Linked DNA regions of Homo sapiens: region 2 is linked to region 1. Evidence: chromatin contacts called from ENCODE Hi-C or POLR2A ChIA-PET data. All regions are on one chromosome and are shown on one strand. Each heading gives the region's core, a stretch centred on a gene start or an enhancer-like site at or near the end of the contact. The rest is flanking DNA. Distances are from core to core; before and after follow the strand shown.

Region 1 (6,678 bases), core at 1,305-3,804:
GATGGTTCTCAGCCTTGGCTGTGTATTGGAGTTCCCTGGAGAACTGAGAAGAGCCTGCCTTCTTCTCCAGTTCTGGCTGAGTGTGTCAGGTGGAGCTGGGGCAAGGGTGGCTTCAAAAGCCCCTGCAGTGGTTTTAACAGGTACCCAAGCTTGAGCACAAGACGGAGTTAGGGCCCATGCTGTGGCAGCAGGTGTTAAAGGTCCCACGCTGTGGCAGCAGGTGTTAAAGGTCCCACGCTGTGGCAGCAGGTGTTAAAGGTCCCATGCTGTGGCAGCAGGGGTTAAAGTGATCGTGCCGGTCTCTACTTGGCTGTCACGGTGGGCACCCCTTTCCATTGGAACATAGCCTTGTTGTACCTAAGAAAAGTTGATTGTTTCAAAATTCATACCTAGAGGTGCTTCCCTAGAACGATCGATGTGTATTCTGACATCCGCATTTCACACACGCAGGACCGTGATGCCATAGTCTATGTTTTTGCCATGTGTGTCTAAAAATTTGAGGTATTTCATCATACAAAAGTTAAACGTGAATGTGTGGCTATGGACCTGCCGTGCGACGTGAGAAATATCACGGACGCACTTGGATCCCTCTGTCTCCTCCTGCCAAAGGTGATTGCTGCAGGATCTGACTTTTTGTGTCTGTCTGAAAATTTTTACCACAGGGATATGTATCTCTACATACATTGTATTGTTTTGAATTTCTGAAGACTAAGTGGTACATGGACGTATTCCTCAACTTTTGCAATTCAGCATGGTTGGTGAGTCTTTGGATTACATGTGGCTCAAGATGGGTGTTTCTCACTGTGAGGTATGAACAGACTCCAGTTTCTCCATTCTGCTGCTGATTGGAGGTGGTTTAGGGCTTTTGCTCTGCTACATGATACTGCTCTAAGCACTCCTGGATGTGTCTTATTTATTTATTTATTTATTTATTTATTTTTGAGACAGAGTCTTAAACTCTGTTGCCCAGGCTGGAGTGCAGTGGCACAGTCTTGGCTCACTGCAACCTCTGCTTCCTGGGTTCAAGCGATTCTCCTGCCTCAGCCTCCCGAGTAGCTGGGACTACAGGTGTGCACCACCATGCCTGGCTAATTTTTGTATTTTTAGTAGAGAAAGGGTTTCATCACGTTGGCCAGGCTGGTCTCGAACTCCTGACCTCAAGTGATCCACCCGTCTCAGCTTCCCAAACTGCTGGGATTACAGGCGTGAGCCACCGCACCCAGCCCATTTTCAGTTTTACTAGAGGGTGCCTCGCTGCTCTCCAAATCGGGCCGTGACCACAGTGGGGTGGCACCTGCCGAGATCCCCTCTGTCCCTCAGCACCTGATATAGTCAGAGCTTTCCATTTTTGACAGGTGGATGCAAAAGCTTTCGTTTGTTTCTCTGCTAGCCATGTTGGGATGTGTGTGCGTTTATTGGCATCTGTGTTTCTGTGTGGTGGTTTAGTCCGGGCCCTTTCTTCCGGCCGTGTAGGAGTGCCTGTGCGGGGCTCCTCTGGTGATATGCCCTTGGCGCATACCTTCCAGTGTGCCTGGGGGCTTTTGCTTTTCAATGACGTCATTTGATATACAGCCTATAATTTAGTGTGATTTCATAATCTATTCTAAAGATTTTGTTTTTGCTTAAAAGCTTTAAAATTTTGCTTTTCAAATTTGGCATTTAATCGAAGTGGAGTTAAGCTGGCGTAGGGTGTGATGTAGGGAATCCATTTTTCCAATTGTCTCCAGCCAGTTCCAGCACCATTTACCGACCCCTGGGTCCTTCTGCACCCTCTGAGGCGCACACTCAGGTGGCCACGCCACATCTGCTCCTAACCCTGCCCCTCAGCTTCCTCCCCTCTCGGGCTGGAAGGCTATATACTTGGCTGAGCTCCCGGCTCCTTCCAGCTAGGGCGGCCGTGTGCCCACTGCGGCTGGTCAGATGCCCGAGCCTGCCGACGAGGGCCTCCAGTTCCTCTGGGTTTCCCCAGGTGAGGAGATCTAACAGCAGCTGGTGTGGCCGGGCCCGCTCCCGTCTTCCTGTCTGGAATGTGGAAGGGACCCCTGGCATGCAGAACCCCCCGTGTGACCACAAGGGCTGAGTGGAGCACCCGGAGCCTGGTGGAGGGAGAGTCCTTGGCGTGGCTGAGGTGCTGCCCAGCCCGGACTGCCAGCTGCAGGGGTTTTATGTTAAAAAAAAAAATGCCTATTTGTTCAAACTACTGTGAGTCATGTTTTCTGTTCTTTTGTGGCTAAAAGCAGCCCTGCCTTTATCCCCTCCGTGTGGTGAGTTTTCTGACATGTATAGGTCTGCTCCAGACTGCCGCTGATGGTCACAGTCCATTCTGTGCCACACACGGCATTAGGCACTGGGGATACAACAGAGGACAAAAGGGACAAAGATCTCTGTCCCCATGGAGCTCATAGTCTAGTGGAGAGATCGGGTGAAATAAGTATGTTACATAGTGCTTACATTGGTTTCCTAGGGCTGCCATAAAGGACCACAAACTGAGGGGCTTGAACAACAGAAAGTGATTGGCTCTCAGTTCTAGAGGCCGGAAGTCTCAAGTCAGGGTGTTGGCAGAGCTGCGCTGTCTCTGATGGCTGTAGAGGAGAGCCCTTCCCTTCCTGTTCCCGGCTTCTGGCCATTCTCAGCAGACGTGGGAGTTCCTTGGCTCGTAGACACACCACTCCAGTCTCCGATTCCATCATAACGTGGCCATCTTCAGATCATCTTTCCTCTGTATGTCTCCATAGCTCCAGTTTTTTCTTTTCTTACTTTTTTTTTTTTTAATAGAAATGGGGTCTTGCCATGCTGCCCAGGTTGATCTTGGAACTCCTGGGCTCAAGCGATCCACCCGCCTTGGCCTCCTAAAGTGCTGGGATTACAGGCATGAGTTACTGCGCCCGGCCCAAATTTTCTGTTTTTTGTTTTGTTTTTTTTGTTTTTCAAGACGGAGTCTTGCTCTGTCACCTGGGCTGGAGTGCAGTGACCTGATCTTAGCTCACTGCAACCTCCACCTCCTGGGTTCAAGCAATTCTTCTGCCTCAGCCTCCCGAGTAGCTGGGATTACAGGCATGCACCACCAGGATCGGCTAATTTTTTGTATTTTTAGTTGAGACGGGGTTTCTCCGTGTTGGTCAGGCTGGTCTCGAACTCCCAACCTCAGGTGATCTGCCTGCCTCGGCCTCCCAAAGTGCTGGGATTACAGGCACGAGCTACCATGCCTGGCCTAAGTTTTTAAACTTCTGTAGAAACAGGGTCTCACTGTGTTGCCCAGGTTCAAGCAATCCTCCTGAAGTGCAGGGATTACAGGCATGAGTGGCTGTGTCCAGCCTTTTTCTTTCTTTCTTTCTTTCTTTCTTTCTTTCTTTTCTTTCTTTCTTTCTTTCTTTCTTTCTTTCTTTCTTTCTTTCTTTCTTTCTTTCTTTCTTTCTTTCTCTTTCTTTCTTTCTTTCTTTCTTTCTTTCTTTCTTTCTTTCTTTCTTTCTTTCTTCCTTTCTTTCCTTTCTTTCCTTTCTTTCCTTTCTTTCTTTCCTTTCTTTCTTTCTTTTTTTTTTTTTTTCGAGACAGAGTCTTGCTCTGTCGCCCAGGCTGGAGTGCAGTGGCTCAGTCTAAGTTCACTGCAACCTCTGCCTCCTGTGTTCAAGTGATTCTCCTGCCTCAGCCTCCCAAGTAGCTGGGACTACAGGTGCGTGCCACCACACCCGGCTAATTTTTGTATTTTTAGTAGAGACGGGGTTTCACCATGTTGGCCAGGATGGTCTCAAACCCCTGATCTCGTGATGCACTCACCTCGGCCTCCCAAAGTGGTGCAATTACCAGCGTGAGCAACTGCACCTGGCCTCTTTTCTTATTTTAAATTAACTTTTTCCACGTGTTCTGATCCAGGCTCCTTTTCCAAATTAAAAGTGTATATTTAAACATTCCATCTTAGACAGTGTGATAGTCATGAGGTCATAGAAGTAGTTAAGAGGAAAGTTAATCTATAATGAAGATCAAGTTGAAGAGGAAAAGCATCTTTTCTGGAGCCCTAGTCTTTTGCAACATTTTACAAAACAATGTAGGTAAAGAAAAGGCTAATCTATAATCAGAGGAACAAAGGTTACAGCTGCCTAGGTTACAGCTGCCTACCACATGACTCAGCCTCCATAATCACATTCCTTTAAGGCTCAAAGTAATTTAAAGTTCCAACAACATTGATTCTGAATTACTTATTTTTGTAGACCCTTGCAAATGCACCCACAGGCAGCAGATTGCTGGGCACACAGCCATCTGGGGAGTGGACCTCCACTGTCGCTGGGCCCACTGGCATTGGGGACAGCATTTACATGGGAGAGAAATCAGCCACTGTGTATGCATTGTTGCAGGTTTTCTTTTGCTCACAGCCAAACCTAATCCTAACTCATACAAGTGGGAAGTTGTGATCAGAGGGAGAATCTAGTCTGTAGAAGCATTAAATGGTTAAGTTAGCAAATTGAGGAGAAACATCACAGGTTATTTATTTATTTAGAGACAGGGTCTGGCTCTGTCACCCAGGCTGGTGTGTAGTGGTGCCGTCTTGACTCACTGCAACCTCTGGCTGCTGGGTTCAAGTGATCCTTCCACCTCAGCCTCCTGAATAGCTGGGAATAGCTGGGACTACAGGTGCACACCACCATGCCCAGCTAGTTTTTGGCGGTATTTTTGGTATTTTGTTTTGTTTTGTTTTTTGAGATGAGTCTTACTCTGTTGCCTAGTCTCGAGTGCAGTGGTGCAATCTCACCTCACTGCAATCTCAGCCTCCTGAGAAGCTGGGATTACAGTCATATGCCACCATGCCTGGCTAATTTTTGTATTTTTAGTAGAGACAGGGTTTCACCATGTTGCCCAGGCTGGTCGTGAACTCCTGAGCTCAAGCAATCCTCCCGCCTCGGCCTCCCAAATTGCAAGGATTATAGGTGTGAGCCATTGCATCTGGCCAACAAATCAGTCAGCATAGGAGGAGCGGATCTTGTGGAGAGAGAAGGCGTTAGGAGGGAACTAGGCAAACCCTGGATTGACTTGTGTGAAGTCAGGTAGTGAAGATGACCAATATGTAATAAACTGGTGACTCTGGGCCACGTGCCATGCAATGGCACATCCTCATCATCACAGCTGATCTTGGGCACCACTACTTGGTAGAAATCTCCAGAAATCTGGAATCCTGGACCTGGATTCTCTTAGTATGCTGTAGGGGCTATTATATGTAGCCTGTCCTCACCATCATCCTGAAGGGGTAGAACAAGAAATCAACAGAATTTACTTGGAATTTTGGTTCCAAATGGCTGTTAATTAAAAAAAAAAAAAGTGCAATCTCCTGCTTTCCTGGTCTCTTAACTCTCCGATTCTTATATCCCATGTCTTTTGCACTTTCTGATTTTGAGGTATATCTCCTTTAGAAACTCTCCTATAGATGGTTTCGAGGTGGCCGTGGTTTGTCTGCCCCCTCCAAAACTCATGTTGAAACTTCATCTCCAGTGTGGCAGTACTGAGAGGGGAGGCTTTAAGAGGTGACTGGATCATGAGGGCTTTGCCCTCAAGAGATTAATCCACTCATGGATTAATGACTTCAGGGGTTAGTCGCTTAATGGGTTATCATGGGAGGAGAACCAGTGGCTTCATGAGAAGAGGAAGAGAGACCTGAACTAGCATGTGAGCACGCTCAGCCCCCACCCTGTGATGCCCTGTACCAGCTCCAGACTCTGCAGAGTCCCCACCAGCAAGACCTCACCACATGCAGCCCCTCGACCTTGGACTTCCCAGCCTCCAGAATTGCGAGATATTCCTTTTCTTTATAAATAACTCAGTTTCAGGTATTCAGAAAACAGACTAAGAGGCTGGGTGCGGTGGCTCATGTCTGTAATCCTAGCACTTTGGGAGGCTGAAGTGGTAGGATTGCTTGATCTCAGGAGTTCAAGACCAGCCTGGGCAACATTGTGAGACCCTGTCTCTACAAAAAAAAAGAAATTAGCTGGGCGTGGTGGTGCAACTCGGGAGGCCGAGGCACAAGGATTGCTTGAGCCTGAGAGGTTGAGGCTGCAGTGAGCTACGATCATGCTACTGCACTCTCGCCTGGAAATTTTTTTTTCTTTATTTTTTGAGACAGAGTCTCGCTCTGTCGCCCAGGCTGGAGTGCAGTGGTGCAATCTTGGCTCACTGCAAGCTCCGCCTCCCGGGTTCAAGCAGTTCTCCTGCCTCAGCTTCCTGTGTAGCTGGGATTACAGGCGCACGCCACCACGCCCGGCTAATTTTTTTTTTGTATTTTTAGTAGAGATGGGGTTTCACCATGTTGGTCAGGCTGGCCTTGAACTCCCGACCTTGTGATCTGCCCGCCTTGGCCTCCCAGAGTGTTGGGATTACAGGAGTGAACCACCGTGCCTGGCCTTTTTTTTCTTTTTGAGATGGAGCCTCCCTCTGTCACCCAGGTTGGAGTGCAGTGGCACGATCTTGGCTCACTGGCAACCTCCACCTCCAGGGTTCAAGCGATTCTCCTGCCTCAGCCTCCTGAGTAGCTGAGACTATAGGCATGTGCCACCACACCCAGCTAATTTTTTGTATTTATAGTAGAGATGGGGTTTCGCCATGTTGGCCAGGATGGTTTCGAACTCCTGACCTCAAATGATCCGCCCACCTCAGCCTCCCATAGTGCTGAGATTACAGATGTGAGCCACCATACCC
Region 2 (6,678 bases), core at 2,320-4,819, 2.2 Mb before region 1:
TCCTGCCTGTCCTCATTGCTTGTGTAGGCAGATCAGTGGGGAAAGAGAATGAGTCAGCCTTGGGCCTGGCCCTGGCTGAAGTGGTGTCACTGTCTTTCTCCCATCCTGTTTTTCTTGTGTCGCTGCAGAGCGAGCCGCCCTTGGCCCATTTCCTTTCCCACCTCTGCTCCTGTCCTACCTGATGGCTTCAAATCCCGGTGACCTTTGGGACCAGCCTCATGGCTCTACCCAGCAGTTCCCCAAATTTCATCTCTTTGTAAGCCATGGTCACCATTTTGCTAGATTGAGTGGTAGTTATTAATACTTTCCTTAAATTGAGTTAATTATTATTTTTTGAGATAGTCTCGTTCTGTTGCCCAGGCTGGACTGCAGTGGAATGGTCTCGGCTCACTGCAAACTCCGCCTCTTATGTTCAAGCAATTCTCCTGCCTCAGCCTCCTGAGTAGCTGGGATTACAGGTGCGTACCACCAAGCCCGGCTAATTTTTGTACTTTTTTTTTTAGTAGAGATAGGGTTTCACCATGTTGGCCAGGTTGGTCTCGAACTCCTGACCTCAGGTGATCTGCCTGCCTCGGCCTCCCAAAATGCTGGGATTACAGGTGTGAGCCACCATGCCCGGCCTAGTTTTTTAAATCCATATGGGATATATATATAGACATTTTGCAGTTGGTGAAGTTACTTCTCTTTAATACTCTCTTTATAAAATAGGGATAATAATGGTACTCATCACCCTGTGCCATCTACATGATTTACAAGGCCCAGTGCAAAATTCCCGGCCTGGAGCAGAGCACAGAAGTCAGACTCCCCCTTACTACAGCCCTAATGGATTGCAACTTCCCTGCAGGGATGGGACAGGTGAGAGGCCCCTGCCCACTTGCCTGCCTAATGTGCTGTGGTACCAGCCACCCTGCCCTGAGATTCGGAGGGTGCAATCCCAACGCTGCCTGGGCAAGAGTGGGATCAGGGAGGGTAGGGAGAAGCCCCAGGGCAGCTCGAGTGGGCCAGGGCAACTGAGAACCTGTCCCATTGGACTTCACTTAAAAAACACAAATTCAAAGATAAAATTAAGAATTTCAAGCATGGGATACTTCTGAGTGCCTGGCCCTTTCCACCAGAGTGATCAAAGCCTGCATTGACTGTCCACCCATGAAGCTAGTCCTGCTATCACATAGGGTTGTTGTGAGGAATGAATGAATACTTGTACAGGTTTAAGACTAATGCCTGGCACCTTTGAAGGACAATATAAGTGTTGGCTATTGTTTCTATCACTTCCATAGATGGAACACAGGTATTTTTCAAATATGCATTTGTTCAGCAAACACTTATTATTCTGTGCCAGGTACTGACACATTTCATTTTATCTTTTTAATTTTTTCCTTGATTCTGCATTAAAGGAAAGAAATTCTAGCAGGGAAGAACTTTTATTATTTGCTTACTCCTGCCACGAAATATCTAAGAGGCCTCCAGGAGACGCCATGCCTTGACTTTCAGTACTGACTGTCAATGAGTATGCAACTCAGCATCCACTGATGTGTGGAAAAGTCTCGGGAAAAGGTGTCAAGCTAGAGGGCAGTAGATTCCCGGCCTGCCCAGGCTCTCATCATCCTCTAATGCTATTTTCCACTGCCAGGATCTCAAAACGAGTCAGCCTTTCAACTTTACTCAGTAATTATTCTTGACCACTGAAAATCTCACAATTCACTACCTGGGGTCAGTGCATCTACAGCAAAGGTACCAGTGGATGGGGAGGAATCAGGAAGCCTCGAGTGTGTGCTATGATGCTCCTTGGAAGGCACCACAACCTTTCCTCAGCTCTGTCCCAGCATTTTCTATGAAGTTGGCAATGTTCTATTATGTGCTATCTCATACAGTAGCCACTGGCCACACACAGGCTACTGAGCATTTAAAATGTGGCCGCTGTAATCGAGGAACAAGTTTTTTTTTTTTTTTTTTTTTTTGAGACAGAGTCTCGCTCTGTCACCCAGGCTGGAGTGCAGTGGCGCGATCTCGGCTCACTGCAACCTCTGCCTCCCAGGTTCAAGCGATTCTCCTGCCTCAGCCTCCTGAGTAGCTGGGACTACAGGTGCATGCCAACACACCCAGCTAATTTTTTGTATTTTTAGTAGAGACGGGGTTTCACCATGTTGGCCAGGATGGTCTCGATCTCTTGACCTCGTGATCCACCCGCTTCGGCCTCCCAAAGTGCTGGGATTACAGGCGTGAGCCACCGCTCCCGGCCGAGGAACTCAATTTTTAATTCAATTTAAAAGTACTGAATTTCAATTGATTCAGTTAGAAATTGAGGAATCCGGCCGGGCGCGGTGGCTCAAGCCTGTAGTCCCAGTACTTTACGAGGCCGAGGCAGGTGTATCACAAGGTCAGGAGTTCAAGACCAGCCTGGCCAAGATGGTGAAACCCCGTTTCTACTAAAAATATGGGAGGGGGGTGGGGGCGGGGAACTTAGCCGAGCGTGGTGGTGGGCACCTGTAATCCCAGCTACTCGGGAGGCTGAGGCGGGAGGGAGGATCGCTTGAACCCGGGAGGCAGAGGGTGCAGTGAGCCGAGATCGCACCACTGCACTCCAGCCTGGGCGACAGAGCAAGACCCGGTCTCAAAAAAATAAAAATAAATAAAAACAAAAACACACACACAAAAACATATGCGTGCTGTTGTATTGGATAGCACAGCTCTGGATGTCTGGCGTTAGAGGGCTAAGTTACTTAACTCTTACTATCACTGATATGCTGGCACTCTGTTCATTACAAGGGCTGAAAAGGTCTTTAAGAGATCATCGGGTGACTTTAAAATCCCCATCTCACAGGCAGAGGTGAGCGGAGGCGCCGCTGGTCCGCTGCGCGCAGGGCCCACGCCCTCCCAACACCCGCCGGCGCTCCACTCCCGCACTGAACGGCTGAAAAGCAGAACAGTGCTGGCTCCGTTTCGTGTGTGGAGTTACTACAGAGTTCCGAAGCCCGGACGCGCACACGTCCTTCACCTAGTTAGTGGGAGAGCATAGAGGCGCGGGTGCGGGAGCGCGCTCAGGCACGCGGGGCTGCGGGGGGCGGTCTCGGCTGGGCCGCCGGAGTAAAGACCCAGGCGCAGCCAGGCGCCGCCCGCCCGCCAACAGCTCGCGTAACCTCCCGGAACGGCCAGTGCCCTCCCAGCCCGGCCCCCACCGCGCCCGCGCCGGCGGCCAGCGGGGACACGCGAGTCCGCCGCGGGACAGACCCGGCCCGAGCCTACCTGCGCGCGCCGTGCCGTCCCCGCTGTCCCCGCCGCCCAGCCCCGCGGCCGCGCGCAGCGCGCTCCCGCAGCTCGCCGACAGGTTCCCGGTGGCCCTGCGTGCCAGGGTCAGGATGGGCGCCGACCAGCCCTCGGCCGCCCGCGGCCTCGTTGCGCTCCGCAGGTCGCCTGGGCCGGGCAGCTGGCTTCGGTCCACGATCTCAAACTCTTCTCCCGGCTCAAGCGCTGACCCGGGCCCCGGCCCCGGCTCCAGCTCCGGCTCCAGCTCCCGCCCCCGCCCAGCAGCGCAGCCGCCTTCCCGGTCGGCCATCTTGGCCGTGTCATGTGACCCAGCGGGCGGGCGGGCGCGGGGTGGGGGCGGGCGGGCATCGCCTTTGCCTTAGGTGGGGGAGATTTTTCTCCCTCTTCACCGCCTCGCCTTCCCTCTGTTTCGAAAGGTTCGGGAAAGTCCAAGTCATAACATAAAAAGTGTGCGTATTCCCGGCCGCCGGCAGGACCTGTTCGCGGGGAAGTTCCTCTTGAACTTTCTCCGAGGACAGTTGTGCACCCTGCCCGGCGCTTCACGGGGTTCCCTGGCCGTCGTTGTCTTTGTGACACCATTTCCTCTTTTAAATTTTCATTTCATGGTCTATATTTTCCACTTCGTCATTTTTCTGTAGCACTCATTAGAACAAGCCCCGAAAGGGCGACTAAGGAAACGCACAGGCGAGGCAGGAAAGCAGGAATTTTTTTTTTTTTTTAATCTAATGACTATGACGGCTTGGCAAGAAAGAGTGCACGATAGTGGACTGGAAATCAGAGGTGGCTTCTCCTATTGATTAGTTAAGTGGGATAACAAAAACCGACCTCATTATTAAATAAGATTTGCAGTAAGGACCACATGGCAGATGTTAGCGATTGTGACTACTATCTCTGGTATCCAACTGTGTGGCCTGGGTAAGTCACTATACACTCAGTCTGTTTCTTCACTTGGAAAAGAAAGGAATTTGAGTAAGTACAAAGGAAAATTTTGGCCGGGCGCGGTGGCTCACGCCTGTAATCCCAGCACTTCGGAAGGCCCAGGCGGGCCTTTAGTAGGACGAAACCCCGTCTCTACTAAAATACCAAAACAACAACAACAACAACAACAAAAAACCAGCCAGATGTCGTGGCGGGACAGCTCTACTCCTAGCTCCTTGGGGGGCTGAGAGTGGGAGGATCGCTTGAGCCCGGGAGGTCGATCCCACAGTGAGCGGAGATCATGGCCACTGCACTCCAGGCTGGGCGACAAAGTGAGACCCTGTCTCAGAAAAAACACTAAAATTTACTAGCACTTAACACTTTGCAAAGTGAGGCAACATGAGCCACACCAAACCAGCAGAGCTGTTTTGATTCCCAGAATGTTTACAAATCTTAAAACTTGTTGCCAATATTTAGAAATCAAAAGATTTCACATAAGAATCTGGATTTTAGCTTTCTCTGGAATCACTGGAATATTTGGTAACTCATGGCATATTCCCAGATGGCAACAAACTGTTGGGAATAAACTGTGCTGCCCCTTTAGACGCCCAGCTGCTCCCTGGACCTGTCTTGGTCCAGCCCACTTCACTAGGTTGCATGATATGTCTGGTCCCTGAAAGGCCAGTTCTCAGTGAAGGGATACCACTTCATCTAGGAGTGTTTTGGGAATTTGTGGAGTTGGTGTTTGAGTTGTGTAATGACTGAGGGCATACTACCAGTCTTTTTTGTTTGTTTGTTTTCGTACGGAGTCTCGCTCAGTCGCCCAGGCTGGAGTGCAGTGGCGCGATCTCGGTTCACTGCAAGCTCCACCTCCCGGGTTCACGCCATTCTCCTGCCTCAGCCTCCCGAGTAGCTGGGACTACAGGTGCCCGCCACCACGCCCGGCTAATTTTTTTTTTTTTTTGTATTTTTAGTAGAAACGGGGTTTCACCGTGTTAGCCAGGATGGTCTTGATCTCCTGACCTCGTGATCCGCCAGCCTCGGCCTCCCAAAGTGCTGGGATTAGAGGCGTGAGCCACCACGCCCGGCCTGGTCTTGTTTGTTTGTTTGTTTTTGAGGCCAAGTCCTGCTCTGTCACCAAGCTGGAGTGCAGTGGCGCAATCTCGGCTCACTGTAACCTCTGCCTACCGGGTTCAAGCGATTTTCCTGCCTCAGCCTCCCAAGTAGCTGGGACTGCAGGGGCGTGGCGCCACACTTGGCTAATTTTTGTACTTTTAGTAGAGACGGGGTTTCACCATGTTCGCCAGGATAGTCTCGATCTCTCGACCTCGTGATTCCCCCGCCTCGGCCTCTCAAAGTGTTGAGATTACAGGCGTGAGCCACTGAGCCCGGCCCTACTAGTCTTTACTGGATGCATAGACAGGGATGAAGATAGTCTAGAATAACAGCATTGTCCCGAATCCTTCATGACTTTCCAATGCTACTGGACATTTATGTAGGTGAAAAGTTTGTTTATAATGATCAGGGCGTGGAACCGAATTCCATTTTGTATAAAAACATTAACTCTTTTTTGGGGGAACAGTTTCAACATTTATCAGGCAAGGTTATTCTTCAGTAACAACCCCCAAATCTCAATGGCTTAACCTAAAAGCTGGTTTCTCATCATGCTACATGTCAATGTAGATGGGGTGAGTACTCTGCCCAACTCATTGTAGTCTCTCAGGACCCAGCCTGTTGGGAGTTTTGCATAAATATTACATGCTCCAGTCCTGCATGACAAAGGTCACTTATGCACATTTCATTGGTGAAAGCAAATCACATGGCCACGTTTAATTTCTAGGGAGTTGGGAAGTTCAGACCTATTTCTGTCTGGGAAAACCACAACTGGGAATCTTTGTGAGCAGTGTAATGACTACCATAAGTGTACCCTAAATTTTCCTGGAACGTAGCTAAATTGATTTGTTCAGAATTACACGTGCAAATGTCTATGTTATTTCAGTGGTAGTTGTGCCTCGTTTACATATTGAAATATATCTCATTTTATAGTGCTTCGCTTTATTGCTTTTTTAACAAATTAAAGTTTTTGGCAGCCGGGCACGGTGGCTCACGCCTGTAATCCCAGCACTCTGGGAGGCACAGGTGGGTGGATCACCTGAGATCAGGAGTTCGTGACCAGCGTGGCCGACATGGCGAAACCCCGTCTCTACTAAAAACACAAAAATTAGCCAGGCGTGGTGGTGGGAGCCTATAATCCCAGCTACTCTGGAGGCTGAGGCAGGAGAATCGCTTGAACCTGGGAGGCAGAGGTTGCAGTGAGCCGAGATCGAACCACTGCACTCCAGCCTGGGCGACAAGTGCAAAAAAAACTGCGTCTCAAAAAAAGAAAAAGTTGCTGTTGGCAACCCAACAGCACGTGCTTATTTTGTGCCTCTGTTTCACATTTTCGTAATTCTCAAAATATTCTAAACTTTTAAACTACCCTTACATCTGTTATAT

What was found. Hi-C counts contacts between places; a loop is a spot of excess contacts on that map. ChIA-PET counts read pairs that join two places held with the same protein, here RNA polymerase II (POLR2A). Pooled maps may share reads with other maps.
Region 2: a loop to region 1 is called in a map of HepG2, with 12 times the contacts of the local background. The contact joins the promoter of RUFY1 here to the enhancer-like site in region 1. A Hi-C loop is called at or near these places in 1 of 168 maps with a recorded cell type or tissue (HepG2) and 2 of 50 pooled maps. POLR2A ChIA-PET finds 5 or more read pairs at or near these places in 1 of 52 experiments (GM10248).

Annotation. Positions count from the first base shown.
Region 1 is chr5:177,323,612-177,330,289 of GRCh38, reverse strand. No RefSeq gene overlaps it. Among named protein-coding and RNA genes, the nearest start is that of MXD3, 15 kb to the right of the region's middle. RefSeq lists enhancers at 3,211-4,154, 5,712-6,212. Within about 2 kb of position 2,554, at least 12 of the 41 ENCODE cell types and tissues checked have a DNase peak (open chromatin) inside an H3K27ac peak, as active enhancers do.
Region 2 is chr5:179,547,445-179,554,122 of GRCh38, reverse strand. RUFY1 (RUN and FYVE domain containing 1) reads right to left here and starts at 3,569. Exons shown (of 18, transcript NM_025158.5): 1 at 3,244-3,569. The coding sequence starts at 3,553. The region is part of intron 4 of LOC128966623 (a long non-coding RNA gene); the gene reads right to left. It overlaps LOC105377762 (a long non-coding RNA gene), which reads left to right and starts at 3,619. Exons shown (of 4, transcript XR_941315.4): 1 at 3,619-4,179. RefSeq lists a silencer at 2,935-3,644.